Regions from separate parts of the Homo sapiens genome. Here region 1 is linked to region 2. The links are chromatin contacts, found by Hi-C in ENCODE. All regions are on one chromosome and are shown on one strand. Each heading gives the region's core, a stretch centred on a gene start or an enhancer-like site at or near the end of the contact. The rest is flanking DNA. Distances are from core to core; before and after follow the strand shown. Region 1 has its middle 57 kb from the start of MIR8052. Region 2 has its middle 31 kb from the start of ADAMTS15.

Region 1 (4,116 bases), core at 948-3,447, 130 kb before region 2:
TATCCAACAAATACTTAGTGAGAATCTCCTAGGTTCAAGGCATTGGGCTGGACACTGAAACAAAACAAGATATTTAGAAGTGACACAGACACAGCAAGTCCAATATTTCCTATTTTGTTTACAAAGATTCGTGCACATCCAGAAAGAAGCATCACTATAGGTAATCGTATATGTGCTGACCACTACCATGGATTGAGCACTTACTGTGGACCAGAACTCTACCAAGCATTTCCTCTATGCTACTTTATTAATCATTATGGCAACCTTATGAGGAGATATTATCAGCTCCCATTTATAGATGAGGATTTAGAGACAGGGAAAATAAAAGAACTTTTCTGAGGTCACATAGCTGGAAAGTGCAGAGGTGGGTCTGACTGCAGAGCTCTTACTGTTAACCTCTGGGATACACCAGATCCTTAAATCTCTTAGCACTCAGCAGCGGAGGCTGATCCCTGGTTCGGTTAAGGGCCAAATCTTTCTTTGCATCCTCCAGGGGCTGCTCAGCTGACAAACTAGCCAGATGGGACCCAGAGAAAGAGACAGTCCAAGCTTCCCAAGGAGCATGTGGTCCCAAAGGTGGGGCAGAGCTATCTCCCAGGCCACTGCAGGGCACCTCACCCCCTGGAGACCACCCCAGATGCTTCCTTGGAAATTCTGACTTCAGGGTCTTAAATAGTATTGGGGCACTATTTCTGGAAGCACATGTGACAACCAGAAGAGGTTCTGGTTTTCATTCTTAATATAAGGGCCTTGTTTTTAAAATGGAAAACCCAGAGAGCTCAGTGGGTCATGGAGTAGAAACAAGGTTCAAAGGTTGGAGGAGAAGGGCAAAAAAGGAAGCAGAAATTTCAATCCTAGAAAGCTGTTCAGGGGTGCCAAGCCAGACCCTCCAAGATGAAGGAAAAAGATGGAATTTGGGGACAGCATACCCTCTGGAAGATCTCAAGGGATTCTACCTAGCCTAGTTCCAGAGCCAGTTAACAGCCCTTCACCCCGGCCAGCCCTGGATCTTTCTGTCAGTCCCAGTTTGGCCTTTTGGAGCCCTGCAGAAATCAGGCCCACCTGTCTCTCTTGCTGCATACGTGCAATCTTGGAGATGGCAGCCAGTCTCATTCCCTTAGGGAACAGAAGGGGTTTCAAAAAACAGAAAGGATCTCTTTACTTCTCTCTGAGGTCAGGAAACATGCCCCTGTCTGTGATGGGTTTAGGAAAATAATAGCAGTAACTCCCCCGTGCTTTAGTCTCCGAAGCCAATCTAAAGAAATCCAGGCAAAGGATCCAGGGCCTGAAGTAAACCCACACTCAAAAAATTTTCATTAAGAAGAGTTTGCATGTCATAGCAATTGGAAAACCCAGGACATAAAAGCATTTCTTCAATGTCTGTCCGACTACAAAAAGGTAACAAAGTCCCCCTTGAATTTTGGGGGGTTCAGGCTCAGATTCTACTCCTTCATTCCTCTACTGACCTCTGAATTGCAGGCGTCCTGGAAATCCTGTCCCACTTCAAACACCAAGTGGGCCTAAGAGAGTTGATTTTCTGAGCCCAGAGAGATGAAAAATAAATGTCAGTGACTAAGAAAATGCGGGCAGGGTCAAGACAAAATTCAAGGGGGACTTGTACAGTGGAGAAAATTCTTCATGCTGGCAATGCTTTGGCATGCTTTGAAAATTCTTCATGCTGGCAATGCTTCTGATTCAACAGCACACGCACCACAGCATCTGACCATTTCTGTGGTCCACAGGCCATGGCTCCCTGGACAGAGTCCTCGGGGCCCTGAGCCAGCCCGAACTTGGAAGAGAGTTCTTCCTGGCAGTGGGCTGCCGTCTCTGAGCTCTGCAGTCAAAAGCCACATGGGGTCATGGCAAATCCAAGCCTCTTGACCCCTACCTAGAAGCCTCAGCTCCCATCTGGGACTCAAGGAAGACGGGCACTGGGCTTCCGCCACCCTCTCTCTAGCCAGCTCAGATCTCTGTTGCTGGCGGGTACCCAAAGAAGGTCTCTGGTTTGCAGATAAAGGACTTTGTTTGGGTCTCAGGAGTCTCTTAAAGGGTGTTCCCTCAGGTCAAATAACATAACACGTTTTTTTCAGGGAAAGGGGTGTCACCCTGAGCCCAGGGCAGCACACAGCACCCCCATTCCTATCGCCTCCCACTCCTGGGCTAGCACAGGCTGCCTTGGACAGGGTGTGCCTGCCAGGCTCCTGCCCAGTCTCTGCTGGGACACCCGCCTGGCTGGGCTACCCTCCCTCTGACCCTGTGTGTCTTATTTTCTCCAAAGAGCCTTGGACAAGGAAGAGAGATGGTTAGAAATCACTTTTTTCCCAAGCTTGGAAGCTGATGAGGGTAGAGACGATAGAAGGAGGAGGAGAAGTATTTGCATCTCTTCCCTTTACCTCAATTAATCTCTAAATCCAGTTGCGAAAGATGTTCTGAGATGACGTCCCGGTTGTTCTCAGCCTCCTTCACTAGCCCTGAGTCTGAGCCCCGCCCATGAGCCCTACATCAGGAGCCAGCACAAGTCTAGAGCCACCCACTTTCTCAGTGGGAGGAGTCTGGGGACAGAGGAGTCTCTATCCCTCACAAGAGGCTTATTTGATGCTCTTAGATGATTTTTCTCATGGGAAGAACATCTTTCTCCTTTAAGCACCCAGGGGCCCCGGCCCCAGCTCTGCCCTCCCTATACTTCCGTATGCTATTCCCATTTATTTTTAATTTCATCTCAATCTTCTTTTTTTTCCCATCAACTATGATTTGAAATTTATTTTGAGATCAACCCCTGGGGCCAGAGCTAGGAATCAAGTGGTGCTGCTGGACAGTGACCTAGGGACTTAGGTCCCATCAAAGGTGGTGGCTTATTTCTTAAGCTGGTTCCCCTCTAGGATTAGCACAGAGGTGTCTAGTGCAGGCTTCCCAAGACTTTCAAACTAGAAATTTGCAGGTGAGACTGACAAGACAATATGGGTGATCCAGAACTATCACTGAGCCCCAGGAGCATTGGTAGAAAGCCTGCTCCAACAACCACAAACCGGGTTTAAGGCATACCCATACATAGGGCCTTTTCATTTATTCATTGGCCCCCATCAGAGCCCTCTGTTCCAAATGAAGAGCTACCGAGAGCAGGAGCTCCATCTTTATCATGCACTATGCAAATGTGCAAATGTTAATGCTTGCTTGCGGGATGTCTCACCCACACAGGGAATTGCTGCACACCTGCTCACAGGGCCTGTGCTAGGCGTGTGAAGGAGGCACAGCGTGAGAGAGCGAGAATCTCTCCTTCAGGAAGCTCAATCTAGCGGGAGACGCAGGGCCATTCCTGAGCCACTGACAGGAGACAGAGGGGTCTTGGTGCTGTAAGTGAGGGATGAGGAAAGGACAGGGAAGCCAGAGAGGTCTCAGAGGAGTTTCAGGAAGGAATTAGGGAGGAAGTAGAGTGTGATCCATGGGTGTGGTTGGACACGAGGAAAGGGCCATCATGGCAGAGGGGGCAGTGTGAGCAAAGGCCCCTGTGGTGCCAGGTGTGGGGGATGCTGGATCTGAGCGAGGACTGGGGAAGGACAAGAGAATGAGTGTGAAGGGGAAGGCAAGCAGAGCAGCTGAATGCCAAACTGGGACAATAAACTGTTTCCAAATGATAGTGATGTGGGTCCTTGTGACCCTCCCTTAAGGAAGCTGCTCACTGCCTTCCTCTGCATCCCACTCTTGATAGCATCCCAAGCCATCCAAGTCCCCGGGTGAAAGGGGCCCAGCTTTGCAGCCCCAGGGCAGCCAGGTCCACTCAGAGCAGCCCAGAGTGCATACCTGTCTTCTCACCCAAGACACCCGGACGGTGGCAGGCTGGCAGAAATGATACTCCAGGACCCTCCTCCCGGGGAACTAATAGCCCAATAATCCCACAAGAGTCACTACTGTAGAACAGCAAAAAGCCAGCAAAACTGAAAAACAAACAGGGATGCTCTGGCGAGAGCCAAGCTGCTCTTTGGGCCCTCAGATTTGGGGTGTACCTGGACATCGTCTCCTGACTTACTCATTTTGGCACATCACAGAGCACACAGCATTGAGGCCCTCTACCCCACAATGATCCCCACCCACCACCTCCATGTGACAGTTCGGTTTCCT
Region 2 (4,809 bases), core at 2,218-4,717:
ACACTTTTTTAATCCCCTTGGAGCTGAGATTTTCAATGTATGGAATCGACGTGTCTTAGAGCTTGAAAAGGAATGCGTAATTTACAATCAAGTTCAATGCCTCATCTAACAAACAGGGAAATGAACACCCAGAGGGTGACCTTGTGCAAATGACCCAGTGCTAGCAGAGTCTAGACAGAAGCTTAGGTCACCTGTCTCCCCAGGCTGTGGTCGTCCAGGCCACCCGGGCCATGTCTAAATAGGTGACTTTTAAAGAAATAAGACTAAAGTGAACTTACCAAGACATAGTGCCCTGGACTCATGGGAACTAACAGAAACTTTCCCATTCAGCAGCTAGGTATTTATCTAATGATCTCGAAGGCAATCTATATGTGCAAACTTGCCTAGGATGTTAGGGGAAAAAATAGCAGTGGCCTAAACCATTGGAATCCCCGTTTCGGATAGAGATTAGGCAACAAGGAGATTTAGCCAGATTGCTTCAGGAAGGTTTTCTTGCCCAGATATAATACATAAAATAAACCTCTCATTCAGAAGATCTTCGGTTTTTGTCAACCTAAGTCCCATCCGCTTGCCAATCCAGTCCACAGTGTGTTACACATTAAAGCCACAGGCTTCCTTATGGGTAACATATGTTGCTGAGACACGTGGAGCCATAATATCTCGTAACCCAGTGATACTGTCCCTAGAGTTAATACAACTCCACTAACATATGTTTCTGCTATTCCCATCCTGAGATACCAGTATTGAAATATATTATGCACAATGTACAGTTAATTGAAAGATACAGGGGGTATATTAAAAAATAAATCTGTTTCTACGACCTCTGCTAAAGTACATTTGAAATACCATATCGTTGATTTCACACTAGTGTACGTGAACTATCTCTGTTGTTTTTTCTGGTCTCTATTTTTTCCTTTCACTCGCCCATGTCTTCTTGGTGCCATGCTAACCACACCACACTAAGGCTGGAGGTTGAGGGATGTGATGCCAGGAACTAAGGCAGTGGGTAAGGAGGCGTGGTTGGAAGTGAGAGCAACAGGAGAAACCATCAGTCATCTCATCCCTCTGAATCCTGGCAGTACCATATTTTAGAAACTTAATCCCAAGAGGAAGTCAAGTACATCCGCCTTTCCCCTGCCCTTGTTGCATGCTCATATCTCTGAGTCAAGGAATGGCCTAATTTTATACTTCTTTTGTAAAGCAAGGAAGTCGTTGAGATGGAAAACATTAATCTGCATTTCCTCTGACATTGCTTTTATTGTCATACGCTGCACACGGTTAGCACTCAAGACCAGCTCATACTTCTCCTAGATATTTCTAGAATTTATGTCATCCTCTCCAATCCACTTACACTGCCAGGCTTTCATGGTCTTAAATCTGGATTATTGCAGGAGCCTCTTACTTGGTCTTTCTGCCAACAGTCTTTTCCTATCCCAGTCCATGCTTACTACCAGCTCACTGGAGTGGTGAGCTAATTACAGTCTGATTTAAAATATTTCCATGGCTCTCTGCTGCCTGTCAAACAAAGCAAAAACTCCCTAATGCAACATAGAAGGCCCTCCATGATCAGACCCCAGCCCAGCCTAGGCTTCAAGCCCACCACTCTCTCATGTATTCTACAGTCCAGCCACATCAAGCTGTTTTCATTCCTGACCTCCATGCCATCGTACGTGCTGGCCACACTTCCAGGAATCTCCTTATCTGCCCAACAAATTCTATTCATTCTTCAAAACTCAGCTCAAGAGCATCATTTCCTCTGACTCCTTCCCAGGTCCACTCAGTGATTCCTGCAATTGCTTCGTGTATAATTCCCATAGATCTAGAAGCATACCTCTGTTGGAGCACTTCTCATGCGCCATCATAATCATTTTCTCATGTCCATCTCCCCCAAAAAAATGTTTCTCGAGGAGTAGGCTAAGCGGTTCATTCTACAACTTCTTCAGTAAATACAGGGCTCGGAGTCCTGATGCTGCCATTTACAAGTCGGGGGAATATCTAAAGGTCCCTAACATCTTTGATCCTCAGCTTCCTGATACACGAGGAGGGGCAGTGATAGAATATAATTCATAATGTTGTTATGAACAATAAATACAATAAGAGAAGTAAAGACCTTAATAGAATGCTTATATATAGTTAATGCTGGGTGATGGCTATTATCATTATATGATTACTGTGTGCCAAGCACTTAGTGCCAAGACAATTAAAGCCTGCCCTCGAGGTCTTTAGGGTATAGCCAAAGAGACGGACAAGCAATTCGCTCAATGTCAGAAGACGCAGAGGGTGCCATGAGAGCTCAAGATGGGGCACCTGCTGTCACTAAATGTCACACCTGCTGGAAAGATTGAAAGCGGACGAATCTGAAACAAGGGAAAACAGGTACAGACTACGGATATACTCCAGTGAGACATGATGCTGGCCTGCACTACAGCAGCAGCAGTGGGAAGGAAGAAAGGGACCAAGTTTGAAGATATCCTGGAGGTGGAATCAAGTCATGTGACTGGATGAATAATGAGATGTTTGGGGTGGTCTGTGTGGGGTTGGTGGGGAGTCTGGGTGAACACAGGTGGGTGGGAGGGTTATGTATGCAGACGCAGAATCCACTGATGTGTTGGTTTTAACTGAGCAGTGAGATAGCACGTGATCCCCAAGGAAAGCGTATGAAATGCGTGAGCTGAGCAGAGGGCTGCAAGGAGCAGCAGCACCGGGCAGGCGGTGAAGATCAAACAGGACCATGTATGCAGACAGACAGTGCCTACACTGAGAAGCGTCCCCACATTTCCACCGGAGACAGGCTCCTTCATCCCTCTTGGTTTACTGTGTGTTCCCAAGGAAGCCTCTGCGTCACAAATACTCATTGACCACTGACTGTGTCCCAAGCCCTGGGCTCTGGGTGCTGTGTGTAACTGCAGCTTCAGAACCAGGTTCCCATGCACTGCAGACTCAGCCCAGGGAGGGTGCTTAGAAAAGCCATGTCATCCTCCTGAACACATTTCCAGAGCACTCTCAAAGGCTCTTTTCTCAAAATCCTCAACAACAACAAAACCACATCAGGAGTATCTGCTCAATTACCCATGGCAGAGATTCGGGGTACTCCCTGCTGAGGCCAGAATCCCAGTCCCCTGAGGTCATCTGAACTGTTGGTCAGATGTCTGGGACAGCAGTGGCTTAAGGCCCTGGACACTGTCTGGGACCGTGGCTAGGTACAGGAACGGGGAATGATACGAAGGCAATTGTTTCTAACAGCCTAGGAGTACAGCTAAAATCTCATCAAATTCCAGCCATTCCCCATGACAATATTTTCACCCTTTTCCCAAATCCAGTTTTTCACGAGGAGATTCCCTCCTCTCTTCATCTCCCTCTATCTTACCCTTTCTGCTAAAATTGTTCTCCTTTGGAAACAAATAGTTCTGTTTCTTCTTTGGAATGCCTCGGGAGGTCAGGAACTCTTATCTCCTCCTTCACAACATTCTGGTCACTGCTTGGAACGTGACTTACGTTACTGACCACAGCTCAGGAGAGCAAAACAAAGGCAGGGCTGCCCAGCTGAGCACGAAGGGGTGGGCCTGAAGGGAGGGGAAGGTGAAGGCTGAGTTTCTGGCTGCCCTCTCCCTCCCCAGTTTCATGCTTTGGAGCAGCAAACATTTCACTGCTGCCTTCTCACAGCTGCCGGGGGCTGAGGGGTGACACCATGGCAGTGATGAAGGGGGATGTTCTGCTCTTCTGGGATTTGTTGCTGGGATTGCAGGCTTCAGGGCTGACTCATCCATGAGGGCTGGAGACAAGCCAAGGAGCAAAGGAAAGACACTTGGGGTCACACGCGCTGCCCTTGGCCACGCCAGCTCAGCCTGCTGGGGGCTCGCCAGGGTTCACTGGGCAGGCAGAGCACGACCCAGGGGTCGACACCTTTTTGTAATTATCAAGGTTTTTTCTCACTGGGGCAAGAACGCATTCCCCTCCAGAGGATGGATTACAAAGCAAATCGTTCCTACCTCTCTTCAAAGGCCAGCAAATTTAGGAAACTGCTGCTTCCTTCTCCAGAAACTTTAAAATGCAGCCAAGCTTGTTGCCCGCCACACACCCCATTGCCTTACCTGGAGCTCTCCTGAGCCTCCAGGCGCCGCTGTAGTTGGGACCCAGCCTCCTCTGCTTCCTCTTTAATTTGCTGATCCCCAAAGCAGCCCAGAGGACCTTTTCCTTAGAAAGGTTTTACTGGCAATTGCTTCAATGGAAAACAAAAAGGATTACAAAAATAACCCCAGGAATATGACAACATTTTGAGCAATTTTAGAAAGATCTTACAATTGCTGACTTCCAGTTTATACATTAACCCAGACCCCTGCAGTTCCCTTCTGGGCCTTCTGCTAGCTCATAGACTCATGCAGCCTCTTCTGGCTAGTTCTTCCTTCTTCCAGAACCTTCTATCAAGTGCTGAAACTTTGTCCAACCTCCCCACATCCCTCACCCACATGCCTGAAGGGGCAGCTCTCGCAGCTCAAGAGGAAGTCATTCCCCATGGCCTTGCCCTGCTGGAAAGTCAACAGGAGAAACCCCTTCATCTCTGAACCCCAAACTGAAAACAAACCATCAGCTAGCAAAATCTAAACCATAACTGGGCCTAGAAACCCAGACTGCTAAAGCTGAACGTGCCCTAATAGAACACTGAATCTACCCTTCTCACTTTGCAGGTAGGAAATGAGGATTCCAAGAGAGGATCTCAGACCCGCGACCAACACGAGTTTCTAGATGTTCTTTGCAATGCGTCACACCTCTCCCACGCCTGTATATTTGCTAACATTTCCAGACCAGCAC

What was found. Hi-C counts contacts between places; a loop is a spot of excess contacts on that map. Pooled maps may share reads with other maps.
Region 1: a loop to region 2 is called in a map of ascending aorta, with 2.2 times the contacts of the local background. The contact joins two enhancer-like sites. A Hi-C loop is called at or near these places in 2 of 168 maps with a recorded cell type or tissue (IMR-90 and ascending aorta) and 6 of 50 pooled maps.

What each region holds. Positions count from the first base shown.
Region 1 is chr11:130,607,597-130,611,712 of GRCh38, reverse strand. No RefSeq gene overlaps it. Among named protein-coding and RNA genes, the nearest start is that of MIR8052, 57 kb to the left of the region's middle. Within about 2 kb of position 2,197, at least 18 of the 41 ENCODE cell types and tissues checked have a DNase peak (open chromatin) inside an H3K27ac peak, as active enhancers do; they include ascending aorta, where a contact is called at or near this core.
Region 2 is chr11:130,477,293-130,482,101 of GRCh38, reverse strand. No RefSeq gene overlaps it. Among named protein-coding and RNA genes, the nearest start is that of ADAMTS15, 31 kb to the right of the region's middle. RefSeq lists an enhancer at 3,216-4,415. Within about 2 kb of position 3,467, at least 24 of the 41 ENCODE cell types and tissues checked have a DNase peak (open chromatin) inside an H3K27ac peak, as active enhancers do; they include ascending aorta, where a contact is called at or near this core.